Linked DNA regions of Homo sapiens: region 1 is linked to region 2. The links are chromatin loops, found by intact Hi-C in ENCODE. Cell type or tissue: B cell. All regions are shown on one strand. Each heading gives the region's core, and the rest is flanking DNA. Links, peaks and the distances in the headings are about the cores only.

Evidence for each region. A loop is a pair of places that touch in the nucleus more often than their neighbours do. Peaks named below come from ENCODE experiments on the same cell type or tissue, not always from the same donor. Only the 100,000 strongest peaks of a DNase experiment are listed, where the experiment ranks them.
Region 1: a loop joins it to region 2, with 6 times the contacts of the local background. A loop is called at or near these places in 1 of 110 quality-filtered maps.

What each region holds. Positions count from the first base shown.
Region 1 is chr7:151,347,604-151,353,715 of GRCh38, forward strand. NUB1 (negative regulator of ubiquitin like proteins 1) reads left to right here. Exons shown (of 15, transcript NM_001243351.2): 3 at 1,470-1,637; 4 at 3,821-3,879; 5 at 5,209-5,279. Among named protein-coding and RNA genes, the nearest start is that of NUB1, 8.8 kb to the left of the region's middle. RefSeq lists an enhancer at 2,079-2,958. In B cell, for the core only: CTCF peaks have their summits at 2,886 (motif pointing left) and 3,086; DNase peaks (open chromatin) are centred at 2,508 and 3,628; H3K4me3 peaks cover 1,073 bases; H3K27ac peaks cover 2,403 bases.
Region 2 is chr7:150,432,483-150,438,594 of GRCh38, forward strand. It overlaps LINC00996 (long intergenic non-protein coding RNA 996), which reads left to right and starts at 1,172. Exons shown (of 4, transcript NR_034033.1): 1 at 1,172-1,347. RefSeq lists enhancers at 1,313-1,412, 3,064-3,283, 3,504-3,603. In B cell, for the core only: no CTCF peak of the experiment used is centred there; DNase peaks (open chromatin) are centred at 3,069 and 3,409; H3K4me3 peaks cover 670 bases; H3K27ac peaks cover 2,227 bases.

The DNA of each region.
Region 1 (6,112 bases), core at 1,809-4,308, 910 kb after region 2:
CATGCCACCATGCCTGGCTAATATATTTTTAGTTTTTGTAGAGACGGGGTTTCACTTTGTTGCCCAGGTTGGTCTTGAAGTCCTGGGCTTGAGCAATCCTCTCACCTTGCCTTCCAAAGTGCTGGGATTACAGGCATGAGCCATCGCGCCCAATCTATACTCATATCTATAAAGTTTTCCAACTTCACTTTTATCATGAACATCTCTTCTGTCATAAATTTATGCTTACACCATAATTTTTACGTACTACATGGTATTACATTATGAATTTAATGAAACCTTGACCTTTAGGGTTTTTTGAAGTGTTTACTGTTTTATGAGATGTTTAATGAAACATTAACCTCACATGCAGATACAGATTGAGAGGAGTATCCCGTAACTGAAATATTTGGGACTGGAAGTGTGTTTGGATTTTGGAATGTTTGCTTTATACCTACTAGTTGGGCATCCTAATCTGAAAATTCAAAATTCAAAATACTTCAGTGTGCATTTCCTTTGAGCATCTCCAGATGCTGAATTTTGGCGATTTCAGATTTTTAGATTAGAGATACTCATCTGGATTTTTTTGGGGAGGAACCATAATGACTTTGCTCTCAGTAATAACTGGTTCCCATCCTTTCTTGAGCCCTTTCAATCTTCTTTTTTTTCTCAATTCTAAAGCTCTCCCTTACAAATAGTTTTACAACTAGTACCCATGATTCACAGATTTTCATTAAGAGAATTGTTTAAGTCCAACTTGATTTGTTCTCACAAGTTTGAAAAATTGGAATATTTTCTGGGTTTTTTTTTCATTTTCCCTTCCAGTGGAGTTGAACAGTTCATTATACTTTTTAAATAGATCACAGTCACATAAGTCATAGCCCACCCTTTTCTTCTCCTTAGAAGATTCTCTATTATTATTATTATTTTACTATTTGTAGGTAGAAAACATTTATCAAATAAATGTTTTTGTTTTTTGCTTTTTGCTTTTTTTTTTTTTTTTTTTTTTTTGAGGCGGAGTCTTGCTCTGTCACCCAGGGTGGAGTACAGTGGCACAATCTTGGCTCACTGCAGCCTCTGCCTCCTGGGTTCAAGCGATTCTCCTGCCTCAGCCCCCCAAGTAGCTGGGCCTACAGGCACACGCCACCATGCCCAGCTAATTTTTGTATTTAAGTAGTTATGGGGTTTCACCATGTTGGCCAGGCTGGTCCCAAACTCATCACCTCAAGTGATGCGCCTGCCTCGGCCTCCCAAAGTGCTGGGATTACAGGCATGAGCCACCGCGCCCAGTCTCAAATAAGTGTTTTCACTTTTTCCTGGCCTCTCTAAACTCCACACCTCTCAAGATGTCAAACCACAGTGTGGACTGCAGTGTAACGGGGCGACCTCCACTCATCAGAGTTGATGGCCTTAGAGTCTTTCATGCCCTTTTCTATATTTTGCCTTTTTTTTTTTAAGTCAGTATTGCATTTTCTGATTTTTCTTGATAGGACCTTGCTAAGCAGTACTCTGACAGACTAGAATGCTGTGAAAATGAAGTAGAAAAGGTAATAGAAGAAATACGTTGCAAGGCAATTGAGCGTGGAACAGGAAATGACAATTATAGAACAACGGGAATTGCTACAATCGAGGTGTTTTTACCACCAAGACTAAAAAAAGTGAGTAATTTCCCTAAATTTGAGTAGGCACTAATGTCCAGTTAGTGATGAGGTCAAATAAATTGTTGTTGTTTGGAAAGTTACAATCCAAAGTCAGAATTCTTTTAAGTGACTTTACATATTGAACAATTTATCAGCTTGAAAGTCAATGTTACAAATTCTTAAACTGGAACATTCCCAAGGTAGGCTTTTAGAGACCCTCTTGGGCTTCTAAAATGCCACAGAGCTGTATGTCACATTCTGATCCTTTCTAGCGTGTGAACGTTGAGAAATAATGGGGAATAAAGGATTCCCAAGTTTCCTAGAAGCCTGTGCAGGAGGACACAGCACAGAAGGCTTCATCCTTTTCCTGTTCCAGTAGAGGTCAGAGGGCAGTCCGCTGAGTGCTCTCAAGCAGGGCCGAGGAGATCTGGGTGGGGTCACCTCCTCTCATTGCCATGGCCAGGTAGTTTGCATCTAGAAATGTCACTGTGGCAAGGCACCCAGAGCCTCTTGGGACTGATCGATGCCAGCACTCTCAGAAGAAATAAGAGCATAGGCTCCAGCCCTACTGGGTCTGTGGTTTTTCTCCTCATGTGCGGAGACAAGAGATCGTAGAAATAAACACACAAGACAAAGAGATAGAAGAAAAGACAGTTGGGCCCGGAGGACCACTACCACCTAGACGCGGAAACCGGTAGTGGCCCCGAATGCCTGGCTGTGCTGTTATTTATTGGATACAAGGCAGAAGGGGCAGGGTAAGGACTGTGAGTCATCTCCAATGATTGATAAGGTCACAGGAGTCATGTGTCCACCGGACAGGGGGCCTTTCCCTTGTAGGTAGACGAGGCGGAGAGAGAGGACAGCTTACGTCATTATTTCTTCTATGCTCTTCTCAGAAAGATCAAAGACGTTAATACTTTCACTTTCTGCTGCTGCTATCTAGAAGGCGGAGCCAGGTGTACAGAGCGGAACATGAAAGTGAAACAGGAGCGGGACCACTGAAGCACAGCGTCACAGGGAGACGTTTAGGCCTCTGGATGGCTGTGGGCGGGCCTGACTAATGTCAGGCCTTCCACAAGAGGTGGTGGAGCAGAGTCTTCTCTAACTACCCCAGGGAGAGGCTCCCTTTCCCAGTCTGCTAAGTAACAGGTGCCTTCCCAGGCACTGGCGCTACCGCTAGACCAAGGTCTGCTAAGTAACGAGGGCCTTTCCGGGCACTGGAGTTACCGCTAGACGAGGGAGCCCTCTAGTGGCCCTGTTCGGGCATAACAGAGGGCTCACACTTGTCTTCTGGTCACTTCTCACTGTGTCCCTTCAGCTCCTATCTCTGTGTGGCCTGGTTTTTCCTAGGTTATAATTGTAGAACAAAGATTATTGTAATATTGAAATAAAGAGTAATACTACAAACTAATAATGATATTCATATATAATCATATCTATAATCTATTTCTAGTGTAACTATTCTTATTCTATATATTTTCTTTATTATACTGGAACAATTTGTGCCCTCGGTCTCTTGCCTTGGCACCTGGGTGGCTTGCCGCCCACATATATATTAATATGTAAAACCTCATACATGAATGGTCATAGCAACACTATTCAGTAGCTGAGAGATGGAAATAGTCCAAATGTCCATCAACAGATGAAGGGATAGATAAATGTGGTCTATTCATACGATGGAAAACTGTTCACAATGCAAAGGAATGAAGTGCTGATGCGTCCACAACGTGGGTGCACCTGAAAACATGATGCTCAGGGAAGAAGCCAGACACAAAAGGCCACGTACTGCACTATCCCATTTATATGAAATGTCCGGAATAGGCAAATCTGTAGCAGCAGAAAATGGATTAGTGGTTGCCAGGGGCTGGGGGGCAAAGGGGAGGGAATGGGGTGCAGGCCATGGTGTTTCTTTGAGGGATGGTGGAAATGTTCTGAAATGTTAAAGACGTCCAGCTGTGTGAGACGGCCCCTCTGAGCAGCCCTGCCTGGTGGTGCCACGCTGCCGCCCCCTTGAGGACGTGCAGGTCACAGGGTCAGCCTGTGCTGGGTTATGTTCAGTAGACTTCTAGGCAGGCAGCATTTTAGTTTTTAACAGTGAACTCAGTTTATATCCTCTGCCGTCAGCTTTTCTGATTTCACAGGGTAATCTCTCCAAAATGGGTTAAATTCAAGTACGTTTTACTTTGTCTTATTTTTAACAGGATAGGAAAAACTTGTTGGAGACCCGATTGCACATCACTGGCAGAGAACTGAGGTCCAAGTAAGTATCTGTGTGCTCTGTGTCCTAGGTGCTCTGGGCCTTTTTACATTGGCTTATTTGATCCTCTGTGAGCGTCCTCTTAAGATAGGTAGGGCAGGTATTATCTTCATTTTATAAAAGAGAAAATTGAGGCTTTGAGGTTGAAGGACTTATTAGAGCTGTCACTGGTAGGTAAGTGGCAAAGTGAGGACTCAAGACTTGCAAGCACTATTTCCTGGTGTAACTTCCGAGCAGGTGGGAACTCCATGCCTATCATATGGTAGGCACTTGGTGCATGTTTGAGTGAATGAGTGAGTGATACAAGCAGGAGACACCTGGTACTCACTAGCTCATTAGTTTTGAATTACTATTTTTTTTCCCTAATGTATTAATAGCTTGCTATGACCTTCAGCACGGTGTTTTATCTGATTTCAGGCTGTTGGCCCATCTGTAAAACACACACACACACACACACGTTTGCCACATACTAGTGAAATCCTAACTTTGAGATCTGGTGGGTTATTTCATCTCCTTGTATGTTTTAAAATGGTGTTTGGAGCACCTCCAGGGCTAGCTAGCGGGTGTATTTCTTCAGCTGATTTTTCTCATTTCCTTCTTTGGTCTACATCAGGGCTGTCAGGGGTGGATTCAGGAAGTGGCATGCAACACACATGCGTAGAAGACCCTGTGGATCAGCCCCCGCTATGGGCTTCTCCAGGGAGACCACAGAAGGTATAGGTAGATTTTCTCCGGATGTGCAACTAGGGCTTCCTGTTCACATGGATCTACAGCACTGTGGTCTCCACTGCCTGAGGAAACAAGCAGTAAAACGGAAAGTTTAAAAAGGACCTTGTCTCCTACAGTTTCAAATAGCCGTCTAGTAAGATGGCTTTATTGTGATGTTTGTGAGTCAGTCAGTTGAAATCCTGGGTGTTTCTGATAAAATGGATAAAAGAGCTATCATGATTAAAGCCTTCTTTTAAAAAATATTTATTTTTTAGAGACAGGATCTTGCTCTGTCACCCAAGCTGAAGCACAGTGGCATAAATATAGCTCATTGCAACCTCAAACTCGCGGTTCAAGCAATCCTCCTACCCAAACCTCCCAAGCAGCTAGGGCCACAGGCATGGGCTACCAGGCCTGGCTAATTTTTAAAAATTTTTTGTAGAGATAGGATCTCTCTGTTGCCCAGGCTGGTCTTGAATTCCTGGGCTCAAGCCATCCTCCCACCTTGGCCTCCCAGGGTGTTGGGATTACAGGCGTGAGCCACCGGGCCTGGCTAATGTCTTTTTAATGGATAATAAATCGCAATTTTGTTTTCCTACAATTTTCACTGGTTTTATTTTACAGAATAGCTGAAACCTTTGGACTTCAAGAAAATTATATCAAAATTGTCATAAATAAGAAGCAACTACAACTAGGTATGTATGGCAAAGTATGCATAATTTTTTAATGAACCAAATATAGAAATAATGACTTCCCTTTTTTTCTCAATGTCTTTTCAAAAATTTGTAGCTTTATTTCATTTATAATCCAAAAGTGATTTAGAAGTTTACTAAAATAAAAATGTAAAGCAGAAAATAGCTTTTCCAATAAATATTTACTGTCTGTTCTATGATAGTGGGAAGAAAGACACTCATTACAGCTTAGATAAAATGTTAGAGAATGGAATGTAAGGTGTGCTGAGTGTAAGATGCCAGTTCCAGCAAATTCTTCTTGAAGGAGAAGAGCTAAGGCTGTGTCAGGACAGTGGGGAGGCCATGGTGGCGTGCGTTCCAGACTGAGAGCCTTATGTCAGAGCACTATGGTGTGAATTTGAGGAACTGAGGAAGGTCCAGTGTGGCTGTGTGTGGAGAATGAGGGGAGGGGAGTGCTTTTTAAGGATGGAGGGGCAAGCAGAGGCCACACTGTGAATTCCCAGGAGACATTTGGCATTGTCTGGAGACATTTGTGGTGCTTATAACTTGGTGACGGGGGAGGTTGTGCTGCTGTCATTTAGTGGGTGGAGGCTAGGGATGCTGCTGAATGTGCAATGCCCAGAACAGGCCCCACAACAAAGACTTGTCCAGTCCCAGATGTCAGTAGCGCAGCTGTTGGGAAACGAGAAACTAGATGACCTTCCTCAGTGTTAGTACATTTCTCCTAAGATACATGGGAAGACATCTGTGCTGCGGAGTGATACACAATTCTGTTTGTGTTTTAGAAAGGTCACGCAGTAGGGGAATGTATTTGAAGGTGGCATGAGTTGACTTGG
Region 2 (6,112 bases), core at 1,966-4,465:
GGTTGGTCGCTGTGAACTGTCTGAGACTCTCCTGTCTTAACATTGGAGAAATGGAGACTTGAAGAGGTGAAGCAAATTTCCCTAGATGACTTGGGAACGTTGGGTTGTGGGGAGTTGGGTTTGAACTTGGACATTCAGTTTTGAATCCACGTGCTTACAGAGGGGTAGAGAAGGCTCTAGGGCATGAGAGTCAATTACTCAGCAGAGAAGGGAAAGGGAGAAGATTTCACACATTCCTGCCCTTCTGAGTTGATTTCAATCCTATCTGAGTAATAGACATCATTATGGTTAATATTTGTCTCTGATTGGTCGTCTTTGTTTTGACTCCCCCTGAATTAAGGATTCAAGGGCAAGTAGTTTATTTGAGAGTGGATCCCGAGAAACCCTGGTGGGGGAGTGGGAAAGTGAGAAAGAGAGGAGGCCACTGGAGGATGACTGGTAAGTTCATTTCCACTTTGGGCCACTGAGCTTGATCCTGCTGGGGAACCCTGGCAGGTACGTCTCAGATGCCAACCATGGAGCAAGAACACAGGGGTGTTCTTTCCATCTGGCCTTGGTGGCAGCATCTCCCAGGGGCACTGTGTCCCTGGTGCTCTGGTCTGTGGAGAGTCATAGGTGCTCTTGTTAAGCATCTGTGTGCACGGAGAGGAGAGTGCTTGGGAGGGATAGGGGGTGGCATCAAGGGCATCTGCAAACCTCAGGCAGCTGGAGGATGGCCAGGTGGCTGCCTCTCTGTAGCTCGTGTCCTGAAGTGTCTTTCTGTGCCCACTTATTTGTGCTCGACCTTGGGCTGCAAGTTTGTTGATAGTTACAGGGGGTGGCTCCAGCCACCGTGTTGGGTGTCTCACCCTGTCCAACCCCTGATCTTTATTGTGGACCAGGCTATAGACAGATCTTTGTCAGCTGCCCCTGTGAGTCTTCTGTGCAGACACCTTCCTGTGGAAGAGTTGGTCTCTGGTCACTGTTTCAAGTCTCTGCTGCGGCCACAGCTTTCTTATCTCTCACTTTGGGGATCTCAGGAAATGAGACACCAGGAGGTGTCTGCTGTACAAAATCCTATTTGCTCAAGGAACCTGCATATCTCAGCTCATGTTTCTTAATCATTTTTCTGATTCTAAAAAGTCGATGACAAAACTTCGATAGAAACACAGTTCTAGCATTTGGGATTGGAGGAAGAAGTGTATTCAGCATTCTACCTTCTTCCTGATTCTGTGAGCTTAGACCTGCTTCCACTTTCAATCTCTCTCATTGCAGGCTGAAGAGGACTGGCCTTTCAGTGGCCCTCGTGGAACGGTAGGAAGCTGAGCTGGACTCTCTGCCACATCGTTCGGTTCCCACAACAGCCTGGTAGGTCGGGGTAGTCACTTCCATTTGGGAGATGAGGAAGTCGAAGGAGAGAGCTAGAGTGAGCCAGAACTTAGGGCTGATCACAAATTGGATGAGTAATTGAGATAACTAGGATGGCCCCTAGCTAAGGCTGCAGGCAATGCCCCAAGGAGACTGTCACCTTTTTGTTACAATTTTCCAGGGTGTGATAGGACTTAGGAGGATGGTGTGTCTGTCCCTAGGACTGTAGGTTGTTCTAGAGAAAAACAAAATTTTAAGGACTTTTTCTTTGTGCATATGCCTCAGGTAGGCATCATGTGGGCCTAGGCAATAGGACCTAGGAAGGAGACTCCCCTGTTCCCAGGCCTGCCGCTCCTACTCAGGAGGCTGAAGGGTCCCCACCCCAACTAACCACAGAGTCAGACACATTCTTCCTAACACACCTTCCTCCCGACCTCCCAGCTTCCCTCTTTGTCACTGAAGTCATAGACTTTTTTTTTTGAAGAATTATCAACCTAAATAACAAACAGAAGCGATTCTCCAAAGATGATGAATTTATTTGGAAATGAGCAGCATGATTGTGATGCGGAGTGCCCGTGCCACAGCAGCCATGGGCGCATCCAGGAGGCTGAGGCAAGGGGAAGCTTTTAAGGGCACAAGGAAGACTGGGTGTGGTGACTCACGCCTATAATCCCAGCACTTTGGGAGGCTGAGTCGGGTGGATCACTTGAGGTCCGGAGTTCAAGACCAGCATGATAAACATGGTGAAACCCCATTTCTACTGAAAATACAAAATTAGCTGGGCATGATGGCACATGCCTGTAATCCCAGCTACCTGGGAGGCTGAGGCAGGAGAATCGCTTGAACTTGGGAGGCAGAGGTTGCAATGAGTCAAGATCGTACCATTGCACTCTAGCCTCGGCAATAAGAGCGAAACTTGGTCTCAAAAAAATAAAGGCAAAAGGAGGAGTGCACAGGAGTTGTTGAGTTGTTTTTGAACAAAGAGAACATTGGTTACTTGGGCACAGGAGTTGAGGTCAGATTCTTAGTGGAGATGGCATGTGAGGTGAGAGTGCTCCAACATGTGGCCGGCCGTCCAGTGACTCCTGTGGCAGGCTGCAGTTGGGAAGGCCCTTGGAAATAGTCCTTATTACAGGCATATGTGTGTCACAGCCTTCAGAGAGTCTTTGTAATAGTCCTTTTTTTTCCTTTTCTTTTTAGAAATGGGGTCTTGCCTTGTTGCCCAGGCTGGAGTGCAGCAACGTGATCATAGTTTACTGTAGCCTGGGCTCAACTCCTGGGCTCCAGTGATCCTCCCGCCTCAGCCTCACAAGTAGCTGGGACCATAGGTGTGAGCCACTGTGTTTGGCTGTAATCGTTGTTATTGTAGGCGCATGTGCATGAGGACCCTCCCTTCTTAGGCTCCTGACTCTACTTTGCTTGGGTTTGAAACAAGTGACTCCATCTTGAAATGGACAACTGGCACAGAATAGAGCATTTCAAGGGCAGATTAGATGGCAACTTAAAAAAAAGGTAAAGAAAAATTAAAGAAAAAATTAAAGGTAAGGAAAAATTTACACTTTCTAGGAACTTCACGAAGGAAGGGAAACATGAGACAAAGAAAGAGAAGTGGTTATCAGAAACTAAACTGCACGAGGCTTGTGAGGTTTCTCATGTTCCTCCTGGAACTTCCTCCTAGACTGTATTCTGCCATCTGCTCTGGGGTCACGAGGGAAAGGGCCCCTCTCCTTTCATGGCCTAGAAAGCGTGGCTCTGAGCCATTCTTTGGGCTGAGGTGGGTGTCTGGGGTGCTGGTGGGGACAGCCAGGCCCTGCCTTCCTGGGTACCTCTTGCTGCTTGTCAACAGACCCTGCCCTCCATACTGTGAGGGATTGAAGGATTAACTCCAATTCTTTCCTGTCCTCCATTCATACCCATGCCATTGCTCATCTTGGGCGGACTGTATTTCCCTGCCCATTGAGTTTCGGTTTGGTCTTGTGACTTGCTTTGGCCACTAGAATGGGGCAAAGTGAGAGGGTTCCCGTTCTCAGCCTGCCCCTTGTAAGACCCTGCAGGCTTCTGCTGGCCTCCTGGGTTTCTGCCCTTGCCTGGGGGCTTTCCCTGGGTGGTTTCGGTTCCTTCTACTTGGTACCTGAAATGAAGACATGTGGGACAAAGCCACTCCAGCTGACCTAGAGATCAACAAGATGAAGCCAGTAGACCCACAGATGACTGAGAAATGTGTTTATTGCTGTATCTGTGCCATGTCGATTTTTGTGGTTGTTTGCTGTATGTCACTATTTTGGCAATAGCTATATATTCCCTTTTCCTTCTTCTCTGTGCTCTGGTCTGAATTAATGCCTCTTTGTTTCATCTCATTTCCCATTGCTTTTCACTTTATTATAAAAGCACTGCAATTTATACATTGAAGCAGAAAAGAAGGGTGGAATCCCCATAATTCCATACCCTTCTGTGAATACACTGGTGTCCAGACTGTTGGAATATATTCATTTATTCTCTCTTCATATGTACATTTAAAAGATGAATCAATTCTTTTTTTTTTAAAAGCAAATTGTTTCATTTAACAATACATGGTAAATATACTTGGTGTTAGTGCTGTCTTCAGGGTTCCGTGGAGCGTTTTACAGTCTTCTTTTTAGCACCCTCCTAAAGATGTTGAAGGAGGTGGGTGATGGGGTTGCCTGACTCCTTCACCAGGAGCATCCTCACATCCATCTCTTTCACACATTGGGGTTTCACATGCGCGTTTATTTGCAAAACAGGGCTCTGCTACAAAAATCACCAGTTGAAAATCACCAATCTAAAAACTGCTTTTTATGTGTTTTAATGATATACCATGCAACATTATTATAACCAATCCCTTATTTGAAAATTTAGGTTGTTTTGGGTTTTATAATTAAAATCACATGCTTATGGCATATATTTGTGTATACTCTTAATTATTTCCTTACAATAAATTATTAGAAGTGGACATATAATTTCTATAAGTGTAGGTATAAAATCCTGGCAGTAGAATTTCTAAAAGTGGAAAGCATATGTTCATGTAAAGGCTGCTAAATTGCCAAAATACCCTCCCAAAACCTTATCAGTTACTCTTCCACTGGCAGTGATGCCAGGTAGAACCTCTGACTGTTTGGCAAATGAATGTTTGTATCTTGTGGCTTTAAATTACTGTTCTTTACTAATTAAATGAGGCTATTTCTTCATATAGTTATTACCATTTGCATATCTTGTCTTGTGAATTTTTTGTTTATGTGCTTTGAGCATTTTTTTTGACTAGGATGTCATCTTTTTCTCATTGATTTATAATACCACTTATATATGCTATGTTAGAAAGAATGCTGGATTATAATTTGATGTATTAAGATGGTCTGGCTGGCATTACAGATTAGTAGAGAGTAGAGGATGAAATATCCAATAAGCAGTGCTAGGACAACTAATTATTTATATGAAAAAATAAAATTTTATATATATAATTTTTTAAATTATAAATTTTATAATTATAAATTATAAAAATAAGAACACTCTGTTGCTCAGGCTGGAGTGCAGTGGTGCGGTCTTGGCTCACTGCAACCTCCACCTCCCAGGTTCAAGTGATTCTCCCGGCTCAGCCTCTCGAGTAGCTGGTAGGTGAGCCCCACCATGCCCCCACTAATTTTTTGTATAGAGATGGGGTTTCACCCTGTTGGCCAGGCTGATCTCGAACTCCTGACCTCAAGTGATTCACCCACCTCGGCCTCCCAAAGTGCTTGGATTACAGGCGTGAGCCTCCGGGCCGGTCATAAAATTACATTTTTATCTCACTCTATTCACAAAAAATTCCACTGTGAAAAAAAATAAAGCTTCCAGAAGAAATATGAGGAAGATTTTCCAGTTTTTAAGGTACACAAAAAAAGCACAAATCATAAGAGAAAATATTGATAATTTTGACCAGATCAAAGTTCTGTATAATAGAAGACATTATAAACTACATCAAAATACAAGCCACAGACTTTGAAAAGACACCTGCAAAGCATAAAATAGTGAATTATTAGTACAGATGCTCCTTGATTTACGAAGGGATTATGTCCTGATAAATTCATTGTAAGTTGAAAATATAAATGGAAAAGGCATTTAATATATCTAACCTATGGAACATCATAGCTTAGCCTAGCCTACCTTAAACATGCTCAGAACAACCACCCGAGCCTATAGTTGGGCAATAGTCATCTAACACAAAGCCTATTTTATAATAAAGTATTGAAAAATCTCATGGAATTTATGAAATACTGTGGAGCGTTATGAGAAAGTATTGTACTGCGTATTGCTAGTCTGGAAAAAGATCAAAATTCAAAATGCAAAGTACAGTTTCTACTAAATGCATATCGCTCTCTACTATTGTAAAGTTGAACAATTGTAAGTCAAACAATCCTAAGTGTAAGTCAGGGACTATTTGTACATAGAACATAGAAAAATGGATGTGGTGTCTCACACCTATAATCCCAGCACTCTGGGAGGCCGAGGTGGGAGGACTGCTTGAGCTCAGGAGTTTGAGATCAGCCTGGGCAACATGGCGAAAGCCCATCTTACAAAAAAATACAAAAATTAGCTGAGCATGGTGGTGCAAGCCTGTAGTCACAGCTACCTGGGAGATTGAGTTGAGAGGATCACCTGAGCCCAAGAGGCCGAGGCTGCAAAGATCCGAGATTGCACTACTGCACACTAGCCTGGGCAACAGAATGAGATCTTGTCTCAAAAATAAAAAAGAAGAACATATAAAAATGTG